Regions from separate parts of the Homo sapiens genome. Here region 2 is linked to region 1. A link is a loop called in an ENCODE intact Hi-C map of the cell type or tissue named here. Cell type or tissue: heart right ventricle. All regions are shown on one strand. Each heading gives the region's core, and the rest is flanking DNA. Links, peaks and the distances in the headings are about the cores only.

Region 1 (8,607 bases), core at 606-8,605:
AATAGGTCAGAAAAGAGCAAATCCATCAAAAATACCACTGTATTAGGTAATTAGGATATAGAATAAAACAAAATAAAGCTTACCAAAAACAACCTATGACAATGCATGGTCTTTGCCTTGCATAAGAAAGGCTTAGATTGACCCAAATTATGCCCTCTGCTATGGCATACTGAGTTCACTTTCTTTATCTACCTATTCAGACCATGCTCATGTTTCAAGATTCAGCCCACATCCCACAGCCATTACAAAGTCTTCCATATTCATTATTTCCAGGCCTATTTTCTTTCGTCTTCATAATAGATCACTGACTTATTCAATACTTGAAATACATTTATAAAAACCTACTATGTGCCAGACACAATACTACTTTTAATGTTTTAATCATCAATCAAGGACTTTCTTTCCCGTTCTTGAATTTTTTTTTTGCTTTAGTTTTCAATATCTGAGTAACCTCTCTGTTTCTTTAGGAGGTGGGAAGCATGCATTAAACCTCTTATTTCCTCCAACAATTCCTAATGTACTACTTGTTAAAAGGAGAAACAAGCTGAGTTCCTGTCAGCAAAAGAGCAGAATCAAAGTCAGCGATGAAGATTGGGCTATAATCTTCAGGTCTTAGGTTCACCTTCAGCTTCTGTTGATTGGATCTTCTTTCCCAGTTATCTTTTCCAGATATTCTTCTTTCCCCAGCCTCACAGAGCATGGTCAGTTGATCCAAGTGCCTGCTAGCAATATCATCAATGTTGTTGAAGGTCTCCAGAGATCCAACTTGAGGGTCCCCTAAAGTTCTTCTGTTACTTGAGTACTCCCAGTGGTTGAAACTCAATAACACAGTGAGCCCCATTTTTTTCCTGAGTCTCAGAATCCCATCTTATAATGAATAAAGATCTTTCTTGTACTATAAGAAATGCTATTTCCTCTAAGGAGCTCACAGATTTCTGCTTTGTGTCACCCTTCCCTTCAAAATTTTGATCTCTTGTGTGCAAGTACTCTTTCTTTTCTTTTCTAGGGAACTTGTAAGCAAACAAACAAAAGAAGACGAACCTTAGTCAGAAAGAAATGTGAGGGCCAAGTTGATTCTCAGCTGGAAGGAGTTCTATGCCCGTGGCCTTTTCCATGCTCTTCCCGCTGTCTAGACTACTCTTTCTGTGGATCCCTCATCCCCTAGTGCCCTTGTATCCATTAGGTCTCAGCTTAAATGCTACCCCCTAGGAGAGTGGAGAGTGCTTTTAACACCCCTAATCCAGTCCATGCTGAGTTCATTGTTCTTTCCCTGTGTTCCCTGAAAAACTTGTACTTCTCATAGAATACTGGTTTCATTGCATCCAAGCAACTAGTTTACATCTCTTTCTCTCTCTCTCTCTCTCTCTCTCTCTCTCTCTCTCTCTCTCTCTCTCTCAGTAAACAGTAAGACCTACAACAAGAGGGAGTTGTCTGCCTCATTCACCCTAGTATCCACAGCACAGCTGCCTGGCACATAGTAGGGCTTCAGGAATATGTGTGAAAGAAGGGAAGCAGAAAGATGGGAAGAAAGAAAGGAAAGATAAATGGGAAGAAGGAAGGAGGGAAGAAAATGAGGAAAGAAGGAAAACAGGAAGGAAGGAAGGAAAATTAATAGAAGAAAAATGATGGAGTGATTAAAAACGAAGACCAATAATAATTATTTTAATCCTCATATAAGAAAATGCATTCTTAGCATGTTTTATACTGGCTCAAATGGTGCTATTCAAGGAGGATTTTTCAAGAAGGGTTCAAGTTTGGTCCAGGTAATGAATGTGATCTGATATCTAGTTAAATGGGGGGCAACCTAACATTTGTTGAACACTTAATTATGACAGTGTCTTGGTCTGCTCAGGCTGCTGTAACAAAATTTCACAGACTGGGTGGCTTACACAAAAGGAAATTATTTGTCACAGGTCTGGATGCTGGGAAGTCTAAGATCAAGTACCAGCAGATATGGTGTCTGGTGAGGGAGGGACTGCTTCCTGGCTTGTAGACAGCTACAAGCTGTCTCTTCTCCCATCTCTTCCTTTTCTTATAAGGGCACTAGTCCCATCACAAGGGCACCACCCACATGACCTCATCTAAACCTAATGACTTTCCTAAGTTTCCGGCTTCTTATACCATGGCATTGCAAGTGAGGGTTTTGGCATATGAATGTATGTATGCAGGGGACAGGGAGCGCAAACATGCAGTCCATGGCAGCCGAGTTGTGGCTTAAGTTTATGCCTTTTCTCTCTTTGTTAGTATACAAGGAGATTGGGGTTTCAACCTCATAGCCAAAAAAAAAAAAAAAAAATCCCTGAGTTTCAGGGGGTATAAAACATTGCCAGAGGTCTCAACTGTGCTGGAGCCACCACAGGGGTTGTAAGCCAGGTCACCCTCGAGTGTGTCAGAACTCAAGTTGAATTCCTAGATTGGAGTCCTGGTTCTGTTACCTTAGTTGTGAGACTTTGGCCAGGTCACCTGATTTTTAAATTCTAACACCTCAGAAGCCTCGTGAGGCACTTTCTTTTCATCTTGGAGAAGGAAGCGTTTAAAGTTCAAAGTCAACACTTCCTCCTTGCAGGAGGAAGTGTTTAAAGTTCAAAGTTCCTTTGACTGTTAGGGTGCAGTGGCTTATGCCTGTAATCCCAGCACTTTGGGAGGCCGAGGCAAGTGGATCATGAGGTCAAGAGCTCAAAACCATCCTGACCAACATGTTGAAACCCTACTCGGGAGGCTGAGGTAGGAGAATCGCTTGAACCCGGGAGGCGGAGGTTGCAGTGACCTGAGATTGTGCCACTGCACTCCAGCCTGGTGACAGAGTGAGACTCGGTCTCAAAAAAAAAAAAAAAAAAATATTTATTTGATCAACAAATGAGTGCCTGGAGCCTACACTGGGCTTGACCTTAGTTTATACTCTGGGGGCCCTTAGAGGGCAGACAGGTCCCTTCTTCCCTAGAGCCTACTCTCTAATGGGGATGATAGAAAAACTATTAGAAATAAAACAAATTCAAAAGATAATTTCAGCCAGGAATTAATCCTATGAAAAAAATTGAAGATGCCTTTTAACCTGGGTCTGGGAGGGTCTGGATTATAGGACAAGGGATCAAGCAGAAATCTGAGGAGAGAATATTCGGTGCACAGGGAAACGCAAGTGCAAAGATTATGGGAGGAACAATATTGATGTGTGTATTGCAGGTACTGAAAAAAAGGCAGGGTTTTTCTGATGTATTCTCAGTACAGAAGAGAATATTAGGAGATAAGAGGAAGGAGGGAGGCAAGGAAATAGAGATATCCCATCATGTGACACAGAGAAAGAGAAATAATATCTCAGCACACAAAGACTGTATACAAGCTACAAAAAATATTGTGAGATGCACCTGTCGAAGGTGAATTGAAAGGAAAAAGAATGAGGCACAAATCAGGAAAAGAGAAGGAAGACATCTTGGGTGTTCCCACATATACATTGCCCACATGCTCTGCAGAACAGTGAAACATTCCATTTTAAATTATAACAAGATTATTTTAATATATAAAAAGATTGGGAGAAAAATATTCCATATGTTCAGTGTGGGTGAGTTGATGTTCAAATAAAACTCTCAACTATTGCCTGCCTGGGTTTTCTAAGGCAAAATTTATATGCTTGGCAATAACAGTAGCCCTTTTCTCTCTCATTTTCTCAGTTTTCTTTTCTCTCTCTCTCTTTCTCTCCGTGTGTGTGTGTGTGTGTCTGTGTGTCTGTGTGTTGTGTCTTTGGGAACTGTGGGGACAGAATATTTCACCCCAGCCGGCAGCTGTATATCTTTCAAACAGTGGTTTCACAAGCCAAATCCCCCTCCAAATTATTTATGGTTCCCATTGAAGCAGGCAGGATTCAGGCGCCCATGTAGGAGTTCAGCACTGGGCCTCTTTGTTGGACACAGGCCATCAGGAGACGACTCTGTCTGTGACTGCTGTGTGAACCTCCGCTGCCGTAGAAATGGTTATGTAACTTTAAACAGTAATGACATTTTACAGAAAAGTGCTTTTTAATTGCTATGTCTTCATTGTTCTCTTTCGAAATTGCCCAGGAGATTCTGCCTCCAAGACAGCTCGGCATGTTCTGAGTTTCCATTTTTAAAGAGCAGCCAGTTTTGTATTTTAGCTGCTCCCAGAAAACCCCCAACCCCAAACTTCATCTGTTTTCAGTTGCATTAAATGGGGTAGGTAATACTGCCTTTTGTATCCTTGCCAAATGGAAAAATGATTTGACGCAATTTTCTATAAATGCTCTCCCCAAATTCCTTTTGGGCTGGGACCAAGAATAGAATATTTTATCCCCTACAGAAGGGAGAAAGAAAATGATGAGCAAGCTAGAAAAATAGAACTGAGAATATAGTCTGTAGAGTTCCTTTAAGCAACAGAAACTTAACCCCGATCCATACACCCAGTTGCCTATGGGGGATTGGGATCAGCTAAAAATAAATTTGGCTCTAGAAGAGAAAATGGTGATATAGATAAAATGACTAAAAGAATTGTAGACTCAGAAAGAATTGCACACTCTGAAAGAATTGTAGACTCAGTTCAGAAGGGACTTTATTCTTGATTTGTTTTACCTCACGTTTTGGTATGTGTGTTATGCCCTTGTACAGTAGCCCTCCCAAACAGTCACTCAAACCCATACGGACTCATTGCTCATCAATGTGGAGCTCACTCAGTCTCACAGCAGCCCGTTGTTCAACTGTATAGCTTAATCTGCTAGAATCCCTTCCATGCATATTGACATATACACCTTTCTCAACAGCCCTGTCACCAATGCTGGTTCAACAGGCACAGAATTCTAAACCCTCCTGCTTATCAAAGCTCTGCAAATATGTGAAGACTGCCTTTTGATTATACACCCACACCTGTTTTTCTTTCATTAATCCTGAAGGTTTTGTTAAACCTTTAACCACTTTAATCAGAGGAGTGGCATCATCATCAATATCGTCATCGTCATCACATCAAAAATAAGAACAGACAACATTTATTGTTTGCTTGCTATGTGCCAGGAGCTTTTCCAGATAATTTGTAGGCATTCTTTCATGTAGTCCTCTCAATAATCTTTGTACATAGATACTAAGTGGAACCTAACAGGCAGGCTGAATATTTTGCTTGAGATGACTTAGGTAGTAAGAAGAGGAGCCAGTGCAGCCCTGCCCAGGTTTTTGACCACACCGTGCAGTGCAGCCATGCCCAGGTTTCTGACTACAGCATGCAGTGCAGCCATGCCCAGGTTTTTTACTACAGCGTGTGGTGTCCTGCCATAAGGCATGCTGGAGGAATCATCTTCTTTCCCACAATGTCCCTCTGAAAATATTCTCTTTTAGCTGCCATGTGAAGACAGGTTGAAAGGATGGGGCTTATTTAAGTATATATAAAACCTGAAGAAAATGGAAAAAAGATAAAAATCTAGAAACAACTGTGAATAGAAAATGGAAGAAATGCTGACCTTGTTGAGCAAATCCCTGATGAGTTGGATTAAGGAGTGTCCCTGAAGCATAAATGAGAAAAAAAATAATCCAAATAAGAATACAGTTCTCTTTTACACAGTGAGTAGTAGAACCATTACCTCATATTGGAAGCTAAAACTGTTTGCAGCTCCAAATGAGGTGGAGAGAAATGTCCTAAGCGAAAGTGCCCTAATGAATTAAGTTAGCCCAGATCTGTCCTTCTCTCTGGGCACCACAGACAATAGACCACTCTGCTGACTTTTCATAGGTACCAGAGTAGTGCTCATGTCCAAATAAATCCTTCTCTATCATTGGCTCTCTGTATTAAGACTTTGAATATTCAAGTATAAAGAGAGGATCATGAGATGTAATCCAGAGTGCTAATCCTGTAACCATGGGCTGGTCACTTCCTATTGGTAGACCATGGCTTCCTCACTGTTAGAGCAAAGAAGAGAAAATTAATTATCTAGTGATGCTTGTGTCTAGTGATGTGTTAGTTTTTATGTTACAGTGGTCCTATTAAATTATATCACTCTAATTATGTTACTCGTACCCTTCAAAACTACCAATGTGTACCTATGATCCACAGAATAATGTCCAAATTCCCTAGCATATAATAAAGCCCTTTGCACACTGGCCTCTGTCCCTCTCTACAGCTATTTTCTACAGCACGAGCACCTCCATTCATCCAAGTTCATTTCTTCACTAGGAATTTCCAGACACATGATGCCTTTCCTCTTTTAAGAATGTCCTTCCTGTTCTTCTTTTAACCTAGTGTTCTCTTACTTGCTTTTCAACCAGCCCAAATTCTGTCTCCTCTATGAAGGTTTCCCTGCTATCTAAACAATGTTATTTGCAGTCTTCTGCTGTTCATTTGCCTCATATGGCTCTCTCTGCTATAGGTCTATAAAGCCATGTTATGATGATGTGCGTCCATGTCTACACCTGCTGATTATATTGTAAACTCCCCAAGGGCAAGGATTGTGTCTTTTTTTTTTTTTTATCTCTACAGGCCTAGTGCCTAGCTCAGAACTTGTGTTTCATAAATAGGGTTTATATAAATACTTAAGGAAAGCACTTGAGGAAATAAAGAATAATAAACAATAATGTTATATTTTCAATAAGAGTTTTCTCCACAAATGGAAAAGGTATATACCATATGTGGCTCTAGCCTCAGTCCTACTATAACAGAATAGAGTATGCCTTTCAGAGATGGCCAAAGTCATGACCTGAGAAGTTTAAGTAAAAGTGATGCAACTGGAAGCCTCACCAATAATACCCTGTCTGGATCTAGGTTGGCCCAGAAATATATTGGTTCCAATACACAGGGAGAAATGTAGCAGCTTCAGATTCCTATGTATCACCTTTGGAAATTGTTAATGAAACACCTTTTTTTAAACCTTTCTGTTTTCCCTTCTTGCTATTCTCACACAGGTCTTCAGATAATCTTTCCTCAGTATCTGCAAGAGAAGTTTGTCCAGTCGGCCTTGAGCTATATCATGTGCAATGGGGAGGGGGAGTACCTGTGCCAGAACAGCCAGTGTCGCTGCCAATGTGCCGAGGAGTTTCCGCAGTGCAACTGCCCCATCACGGACATCCAGATCATGGAGTACACGCTGGCCAACATGGCCAAGTCTTGGGCCGAAGCTTATAAGGACCTGGAGAATTCAGGTAGAGAGTCTCACTCAGTGCCACTGCATGAGTGGCCTTGAGCCAAGTCTGAAAGGGAGCTAATCTAACTGGAATTAGGACTGCTGCAAGGGAAAGTTCAGTGACCCTGACCCTTTCACTTTGGAGTGTCCAGATGCAAGTATAATAGCTGTCACAGAGCAGGCACTCAATAAATCTCAACTGAATAAAATTAATGAATAGCATAATCCAGTTTGTGGTCATATGATGTATTGTTTCTGTCGTACCCAGAAGACAGAAAGAATAAATCTGCATAGGAAGCCTCTGGAGAGGGAAGAGTCAGAGGTAGTTGTATTGATTCCTTGGGCTGTGTATGTGTGTGTGGATATTTGTGTGTGTATGTGTTTGTGTGTGCACCCACACACTTCTGTCCATCTCTATAACTAGATAAACATACCTCTATGTGTATATTTATATGTGCATATGCATAGAGATATAGATATCCAAAGAATCTACAGACTATCAAAGCTCAAAGTCTCTTTTCTGGTATCTTAGTTATTTTCTGCCTTTCATAGTTCAGAAAAATGAGTTTCAGGGGTGGAAAGACAGTCATCCAAGCTCCTAAAGTGGATGAAGTCTGAAGTAGGATCTCTACCTTCATGGACATTTGAGTTTTGTTGGAAAGCCAGGCATTAATTATGTAACCATGCCAATGATTAGGAAATGTCAAGGATACGTCTGTAAAAAGGGAGGAGTTGCTGTGAACAAACGATGTAGAGTTGGGGGTCAATGTGGTCAAGGAAGTCTACCTTAAAAAAGAACAGAAATGGAAGTATCTGACTATGGTGCAGATATGAGAAGGTGATTACAGGTAGACCAATGGGAGGCACAAAGGGCCTAGGAGAGAGATGACCATGATGTGGGTTAAGGAGATGGTACAAGTTGTAAAAACTGGAAATGTGCAGATATGCCAACATATTTAGAAGGAAAAAATGGCAGAGCTTGATGTTAGATTGTCTACAAGAGTTGAAGAGAAAAGGGATATTGAGGTGATACTCATAAACCTCCTTTAGATAGGCATGTTAGACAACTTGATAGATGTTGATATCTTTCATTGAGCTAGAACACCCTGAAAGATTTGGAAAGAAGACCATGTGCTCACTTTTCTATAGGATAAGCTTGAGAATCCTTGAGACTTCCAAGAAGAGATGCCAAGCAGGTACTTAACATATAATATGTGCTCAAGTACCTGTTAAATAAATGGACTCATGCAAAAAAGCATTCCTGTCTTTACAACAACATTATATTTCTTAAATCTGTTATAATAGCCACCTTAAAGGAAGTACTAACATTTCTGAATTACAGAGAAGGGAACACCTCCTCTATAATCCTCCTGCAAGACCCAGTGTTTTCCCTAGGGTTGCACAGTTAGTAAATGGCAGGATTGGTAATGGAATTCCTGATTCCAAATCTAGTGCTCACAGCAGATTTGGTAACTTAATTTTACTTTGTCCCCCAGGCCTGA
Region 2 (8,687 bases), core at 300-8,299, 180 kb after region 1:
ACACACAAACTTTTTTCCTTCAGAAATATGTTTTGAATGCTTTCAGGTACTTTTGAACAATTGCTTCAAAGAGAATAAAATACCTAGGAATCCAACTTACAAGGGACGTGAAGGACCTCTTCAAGGAGAACTACAAACCACTGCTCAATGAAATAAAAGAGGATACAAATGAATGGAAGAACATTCCATGCTCATGGGTAGGAAGAATCAATATCGTCAAAAAGGCCATACTGCCCAAGGTAAATTATAGATTCAATGCCATCCCAATCAAGCTACCAATGACTTTCTTCACAGAATTGGAAAAAATGACTTTAAAGTTCGTATGGAACCAAAAAAGAGCCCGCATTGCCAAGTCAATCCTACGCCAAAAGAACAAAGCTGGAGGCATCACACTACCTGACTTCAAACTATACTACAAGGCTACAGTAACCAAAACAGCATGGTACTGGTACCAAAACAGAGATATAGACCAATGGAACAGAACAGAGCCCTCAGAAATAATGCCACATATCTACAACTATCTGATCTTTGAGAAACCTGACAAAAACAAGAAATGGGGAAAGGATTCCCTATTTAATAAATGGTGCTGAGAAAACTGACTAGCCATATGTAGAAAGCTGAAACTGGATCCCTTCCTTACACCTTACACAAAAATTAATTCAAGATGGATTAAAGACTTACATGTTAGACCTAAAACCATAAAAACCCTAGAAGAAAACCTAGGCAATACCATTCAGGACATAGGCATGGGCAAGGTCTTCATGTCTAAAACACCAAAAGCAATGGCAACAAAAGCCAAAAGTGACAAATGGGATCTAATTAAACTAAAGAGCTTCTGCACAGCAAAAGAAACTACCATCAGAGTGAACAGGCAACCTACAGAATGGGAGAAAATTTTTGCAATCTACTCATCTGACAAAGGACTAATATCCAGAATCTACAATGAAATTTTACAATTTCATTTACAAACAAATTTACAAGAAAAAAACAAACAACCCCATCAAAAAGTGGGCAAATGATATGAACAGACACTTCTCAAAAGAAGACATTTATGCAGCCAAAAGACACATGAAAAAATGCTCATCATCACTGGACATCAGAGAAATGCAAATCAAAACCATAATGAGATACCATCTCACACCAGTTAGAATGGCGATCATTAAAAAGTCAGGAAACAACAGGTGCTGGAGAGGATGTGGAGAAATAGGAACACTTTTACACTGTTGGTGGGACTGTAAACTTGTTCAACCATTGTGGAAGGCAGTGTGGCAATTCCTCAGGGATCTAGAACTAGAAATACCATTTGACCCAGCCATCCCATTACTGGGCATATACCCAAAGGACTATAAATCATGCTGCTATAAAGACACATGCACACATATGTTTATTGCAGCACTATTCACAATAGCAAAGACTTGGAACCAAGCCAAATGTCCAACAATGATAGACTGGATTAAGAAAATGTGGCACATATACACCATGGAATACTATGCAGCCATAAAAAAGGATGAGTTCATGTCCTTTGTAGGGACATGGATGAAGCTGGAAACCATCATTCTCAGCAAACTATCACAAGGACAAAAAACCAAACACCGCATGTTCTCACTCATAGGTGGGAATTGAACAATGAGAACACACAGACACAGGAAGGGGAACATCACACACCAGGGCCTGTTATGGGGTAGGGGGAAGGGGGAGGAATAGCATTGGGAGATATACCTAATGTTAAATGACGAGTTACTGGGTGCAGCACACCAACATGGCACATGTATACATATGTAACAAACCTGCACATTGTGCACATGTACCCTAAAACTTAAAGTATAATAAAAACAAAATAATAAAAAAATAAAAGGCTTGGTTGAATTCCCAGTCATATGAAATGCCACATCAGGGGGCAATTTTGATTTGACAAATCAGAGCAAATGCTTGGTCATCCTTTTGTCCATTAAAAAAACCAAAAACTTAGCATTTCCACATGGATTTGGACAGTTTCATAATTTCACGTAGATTATTAAACTCACAATCGCGGGAGGCTTTTTCTAGCCCCTTCTAATGAGTAAGTAAACAATGAGATAGCTAAGACTATGAGGGAAGAAAGGGGATGTTGTTGACAACATTTAATGTGATAAAATCTTTGTATATGCTTTAAAATCAGTTTTATTGAGGCATAATTTACACACAGTAAGATAAATGTGTTCATTTTAAGTACTCTATACAATTCAATGAGTTTTAATTATGTGTACATACCTATGATCACCACCTTGGTTAAAATAGAGACTACATCCATCATCCCCGAAAGATCCATTGTGTCCTTTGCCACTGAATTCCCCACCCCTGACTCCAGGCAATCAGTAATCTGATTTCTATTACTCTAGATTAATTTACCTATTCTAAAACTACGTGTAAGTAGAGTCATACAGCATCTCCTCCTAAGTCTAGTAACTCTTGTTCAGTGTAATGTCTCTGAGATGCACTGACACTGCAGATACTAATAGTTTATTAGTATTGCTGAGTAGTACTGCGTAGTAGGGATATATCATATTTTGTTCCTTCATTCTACTGTTGATGGACATGTTTCCAGTCTTTAGTGATTTAAGATAAAGGTGCATGAACATTCCTATATAAGTCTTTTTTGTGCATACATATTTTCATTTCTTTGGGGCAAAGAGACATTTTCATTTCTATTGAGGAGATTGTTGAGTCATGGCATAGGTGTATATTTGTACACACCTCTATGAGAATCTTTATAAGGGCTTGCCCCACTGCTTTTCAAAGTACTTATACCATTTGATACTTCTACCAGCAATGCTCAATAAAGATTTGTTAAATTAATACATTATTTCTTAATTAAATACTTTATTAATAATGAGGAAAGGAATCAGAGGACTTCAATTTTCCACCCAGCATCTCTGTGAGAAATTGTTTCCTTTTTCTTAATAGTGTAACAAGAATCACCATACATATCAAATTTATACCTGCACCAGTTAGGGCTATTCCAGAAAAGTACCATAGACCAGGTGGTAGATAAACAATAGAATTTATTTATCCCAGTGCTGAAGGCTGGGAGCCCCAGATCAGGGTGCTAGCATGGTCTGTTCTAAGAGGGCCCTCTTCTGGGTACAGACTGCCATCTTCTAGTTGTATCCTCATATGGTGGAAAGAGGATGAGAGAGAGCACTCTGGGGTCCTTTTTGTAAGGCATTAATCCCATTCACGAGGGCTCTACACTCAAGACTTAATTACCTCCCAAAGGCCCTGTGTTCTACTACCGTCACATTGGGAGTTAGAATTTCAACATATGAATTTTGGGGGGACAAAAACATTTGGTCCACAATAATAACCAAACTGTTTTTAGAAATAAGAAGTCCTCAGATGTTATGCATGCTTTAAACATTGATTTTGGCATAATGCTATATATAGACAGTTTAGCATATCAGTTTGACAAAAAAGATTCAGAGTGAGCAATACAGGTAGTATATTATTAAGCAAGAGAAGCTGTTTATATTTCAACTGCAAATAACCAACTTTGGATATATACCGCTTTTGTCCTCTGTGATGTGTTAGTAGGATCTTATTCTCTGTTACAGAAAATCATACCCCCTCTCATGGGGGCTGGCTATATCACATATTGTAGTTGTGTTTGCACTGTCCATGAAACGCAAAAAAAAAAAAAAATAGAGAATGATTATAGAAATGCAACCAGTGCTAATTAACATTTTAATATTTGCCGTCATAGTTTTCTTGCATAGACCCAAAGAGGCAGAAAGCCCTCAGAGAATGATTGTATTCACCTTTGCATCTTCCATATTCAGGAGACCTAGGTGCTCAATACTCAGTAGGAGCATAGCATATGAAATTAAACTGATTTTTATATCCAGCAGGTCATCATGAGCTCAAGTCATAGTGGCATGCAAATACTAACCTTTGCATAACACTTTATGGGCCCCCTTTGTTCCTTATGGTCTGATGTGATTGTACAAACCTTCTGGAAAGTCTGCAGAACAGAAATTCTTATTATCTTTACTTCCAGATCTATTGCACTGCATGGTGACGACACTTAATAATAATGTATTGTATTTTTCAAAATTGCTAAAAGAATAGATTTTTAATGTTCTTGCCACAAAGAAGTTGGTGAGGTGAGGAATATGTTAATTAGCTTCCTTGAATCTTTCTACAATGTAGGCATAGATCAAGACATCACATTGTACCCCATACATATACACAATTATTATTTTTCAGTTAAAAATAAATTGATAAGAAGTTGATGTTTAGGGAGTTTAACATGCTTGCCCAAGGCCACACGGACAACAGCACTGCTGTAACTTGGTGTCAATGGCAGGTCGAAGACCTTTATCTTCTGTCCTCAACTCCAGCACTCCTTGGGTGACCATCACTCTACAAACTGAATTCTGTATGTCAAGAATATTTCCCTTTTTGCTCCATAGGAGAAAATTCATGATCTGAATCATAATATCATCCTTTTTTATCTTTCTGATAGCCTTTGTACCAGTAGCCTGAGGTCCATTGTGAAGGTGTGAATTGAACTTACAACTTCTGATGACAAAATTCCCTGGGCCACGCACAAGGCTGTGTTTATACTTAATAATCTCATCAGGGGTTGTAAGGCCTAATTAATTACTGTTGGTACAGCAGCCTGATATATGAAACTGAAAGATTTTACCAGAGTGCACAATATTCATAGTATAACTGTAGCATGTATAGAACTAACACAAATGTCACATAGTCAGTGAGGCAGAGAGAGTCAGTGGGAGGACCTAATCAGTGGAGCGCATGTAACATCCTGTGAGATTCCTGGGAACCACAAGTTTAAATCCCAGAAGCTAAACTCTAGTCTCTTCATCTTCTGATTATAGTCAGATGAATGAACTAATGATGGAACTTAGTGGTAGCTTGGATTTGACCTTGGAGTCTGACTGCCTATGTCTTTCATTTTGACGGACTGTGTTTGTAGAAGACAGATCAATGGGATAATAGTTTCATGGTCATTTTCATTTATAAGATCACACTTGGAGATGTCTTTTATCTTTTAAGAAGAATGAGTACTCTCTTGAAAAGAATATTTAAACTGTTGTAAGGAATTGTGGTTGAGACGTAGGCTTGGGGTCAGATCTGGGTTTAAATTCCTACTCCTTGCTAGTTGGATTAACTTGGCCTAGTTACTTAACCTCTTGAGCCCTCATTTACCTCATCCGTAAAAGTGTCTGTTGCAAATGAGAAAGTTAAATTAACACTTACTGGAATTTCTGGCACATTGAGACTATTCTACCAATGAGAGCTTTAATAATTCAGAACAAAGACCTCCTAACACCCCCTAACACTTTCTAACTTCACTGTTTAGAAGATGAGGAGTCTCAGAGAAAGAAAGTTGTTTACTGGAGAGAGAGACAAGTCTAAATCTTGGGAAACTATATTTCTCAACCCAAGCTTTGCCTCCTACACTATGAAAACACCAAGATGTATTAAGAGGAAGTGGGCTTCTCATGATTATAAGAGTTTACAGAGAGCTTGAATTATTTTATTATATAATTTTTTATTTTTTAAAAATCAGTCTTGAAATGTATCTGGACTTCTAAGCCAGAAAGACTGGGGTCTATAACTCACTCTACTCACTCACTGTGTAACCTTGGGCTATGTCAGAGCCTTAGTATCCTCTTCTGTAAGAATCAGGATTGCATATTGTTATGGACTGAATGTTTGTGTCTTACCCCAAATTCATATGTTGAAACTTTAAGCCCCAATATGGTGGTATGATGAGGCGGGGCCTTTAGGAGACAATTAGGTTTAGATGAGGTCACAAGGATGGGGCCCCACCATAGGATTAGTGTCCTCATAAGAAGAAGAAGAGACTAGAACTCTCTCACTCTGCATCATGTGAAGACACAGGGAGAGGATGGTTGCCTGTAAGCCAGGAAGAGATTCCTTGTCAGAACTAGACTATTCTAGCACTGTGATCTGGGACTTCCTTCCACTAACCTTTGCATAACACTTTATGGGCCCCCAAACACTTTGTTCCTTATGGTCTGATGTGATTGAACAAACCTTCTGGAAAGTCTGCAGAACAGAAATTCTTATTATCTTTACTTCCAGATCTATTGCACTGCATGGTGACGACAGTTAATAATAATGCGTCGTATATTTCAAAATTGCTAAAAGAATAGATGAGTGAGAAATCAATTTCTGTTGAACAGTGAGAAATCAATTTCTGTTGTTAATGCTACCCATTCTATGGGATTTTGTTATGGTAGCCTGAGATGCCATATTATTAGTACTATTTTATAAATAGTATGCATAAATTATGTGTGTGGGTATATACACGCAATCATTTTGAAGGTCAGATAAGTCTAATAACCTAACTCAGTGTTAATGTGATGAAGTCACAATAGACACTACTTCTCATCTTCTCTTTACTTTTATTGTAAAAGTCAGTAACTTAGCTCTAGTTCTTGGCTGAATGACCTTCCTGGTTCTTGGATAACAGAATTGGATGCTTGACAATCGTTCCAGATGCTAACGTGTTTTAGTATTAAGGAGGGAAACCTCCAAATGAAAAGTGTATTTGTATCTGCAATTCCATTATTATTATTGTTTCCCTGCAATCAGAGAGCTGCTGGTAAGACAGAATTGCCAGCAGGTTAGCAGGGTTGTGATTTATTGGTCTCTTCCCTTTAGTAGGAGTTGAAGTGAACTCTTATTTTTTGGAACAAAACTGCAAGAGACTATGATTTCCTCTAACTGGCAAGCTGAGACAATAGGAGGGGTTAATGTATTTCACAATGAATTCTGATTTATAAAATATGCCTAGCAGCTTATGAATATGGATATGATTTCTGCAAACAAAAGGTCACATGGCTAACAACTGGTGGAAACAATATTTATGAATGCAATGCCATAGCAAGGACTAAGGTTAGAAAAGAAAGACATTTAAGAAGGGAGATACAGGAGTCCAAGAGGATGTGCAGGTTGGCAAAGATAGATAGATAAAAATCCAAAAGAAGGCAGCAAACAGAGGCTGCACTAATGCAATAGAGAGATTGGCCAAGGAAAGTATGAAAGGTCAATCAAGAGAAGTATGAAGAGGTGAGAAAGGTAACGTGGGGGCTCAAAGCAGTTAGGGTAGAGTAGAGAAGAAACAGGTCAAGGCCACCTTGAAGTATTAATGTCTTCAGAGCGAATGAAAAAAATCTTAATAATGGATTGGGGAAAATTTTTTGAAAGTCTTTCTCCTATGGCATTTAAACTAATAAATATGTAAAACTCTGAGGAACTGTATGGTGTGTGGTATATGGAAGCACAGCTATTTTTGATGTATTCAATTAAAGAATACTCAGTAGAATATAGTTAGGCATCCTATAGTACTGAGTTCATGACCATGCTTAAAGAACTTTTTTGAGTGCTTGGGGATTTGATTTAGATTCTAAGAATTGATACCTGGATTGATATTTAGGTGTTAACAGGGCTTCCCAAATTGTTTGATTGGCTCACTAAGACACTAAAATAGCATAGAAGGAGTGACAAAGGAAAGGAGTTGACATTTCATGAGGATCTCTTATGGCCAGGACCCTGTACACAACCATCTAACTTACATTTTCCAAAAAGTGTTGTGTCTTTGTTTCATTTGAAGTTCAATCCAAAAGGAGAGGGTATGATTCTATAGCATACATCCTGTAATTCCTAACTTATGTGTTTCCATTTTGAAAACAGGATGCCAAAATTATTCAATTCCTACTCTTAATTGATGTAGGTAATATGGAAATTATTTTATCTTTTTTTTTTTGAAAAAAAAAAACAAAAAACAAAAAAACTCGCTCTGTCGCCCAGGCTGGAGTGCAGTGGTGCCATCTCGGCTCACTGCAAGCTCTGCCTCCCAGGTACACGCCATTCTCCTGCCTCAGCCTCCCGAGTAGCTGGCACTACAGGCGCCCACCACCACGCCCGACTAATTTTTTGTGTTTTTTTTAGTAGAGACGGGGTTTCACCGTGTTAGCCAGGATGGTCTCCATCTCCTGACCTCGTGATCTGCCTGCCTCGGCCTCCCAAAGTGCTGGGATTACAGGCATGAGCCACCGCACCCGGCCCTGGAAATGATTTTATCTTAAGGTCCAGAGATAGATATATTTAATCAGAGCATTGTATCAATCTGACTATAATCATCATTGGTTAGTTCAGAGATGGGTAAAGGACCCAATACTGTAATAACAGAATAAAAACTTGACAATAATTAGAACCCAGAAATAAACAGGGACTCAGTCTTAATGACTGTGTTTGAACTTCTGAATCTAGGCCCTTCTTTAAAAGAAAAAAATACATATATATTCATTCATTCTCTCTCTCTCTGTCTCTCTCTGTCTCTCTCTCTCTGTCTCTCTCTCTCTCTCTCTCTCTCTCTCTCTCCTGCTTCCACCCTGCCTCCCTATTCTGAGTTTGGCTCTATTGCCTGTAAATAAGAACCTGGCTACCAATGATTTCATTATCAATATTTTTGGAAGACATTGGATCCACATATTTCTTTGATTAATGTTTTTGGGAGACATTAAATCTTACATATCTTCTCTAGAGATTCATAATTTATATTAACATATAGAAGTTTTACAAAGTTCTACCTGAAATAAATCTGTTTAATTTTGTTTAATACAGCAATTCCCAAATACATTTGACCATGACAT

Evidence for each region. A loop is a pair of places that touch in the nucleus more often than their neighbours do. Peaks named below come from ENCODE experiments on the same cell type or tissue, not always from the same donor. Only the 100,000 strongest peaks of a DNase experiment are listed, where the experiment ranks them.
Region 2: it touches region 1 in a loop (3.0-fold over the local background); 1 of 110 quality-filtered maps calls a loop at or near these places.

What each region holds. Positions count from the first base shown.
Region 1 is chr9:119,212,436-119,221,042 of GRCh38, reverse strand. It overlaps BRINP1 (BMP/retinoic acid inducible neural specific 1), which reads left to right. Exons shown (of 8, transcript NM_014618.3): 6 at 6,888-7,124. Among named protein-coding and RNA genes, the nearest start is that of BRINP1, 150 kb to the left of the region's middle. In heart right ventricle, for the core only: no CTCF peak of the experiment used is centred there; a DNase peak (open chromatin) is centred at 3,868.
Region 2 is chr9:119,031,593-119,040,279 of GRCh38, reverse strand. No RefSeq gene overlaps it. Among named protein-coding and RNA genes, the nearest start is that of BRINP1, 330 kb to the left of the region's middle. In heart right ventricle, for the core only: no CTCF peak of the experiment used is centred there; no DNase peak of the experiment used is centred there.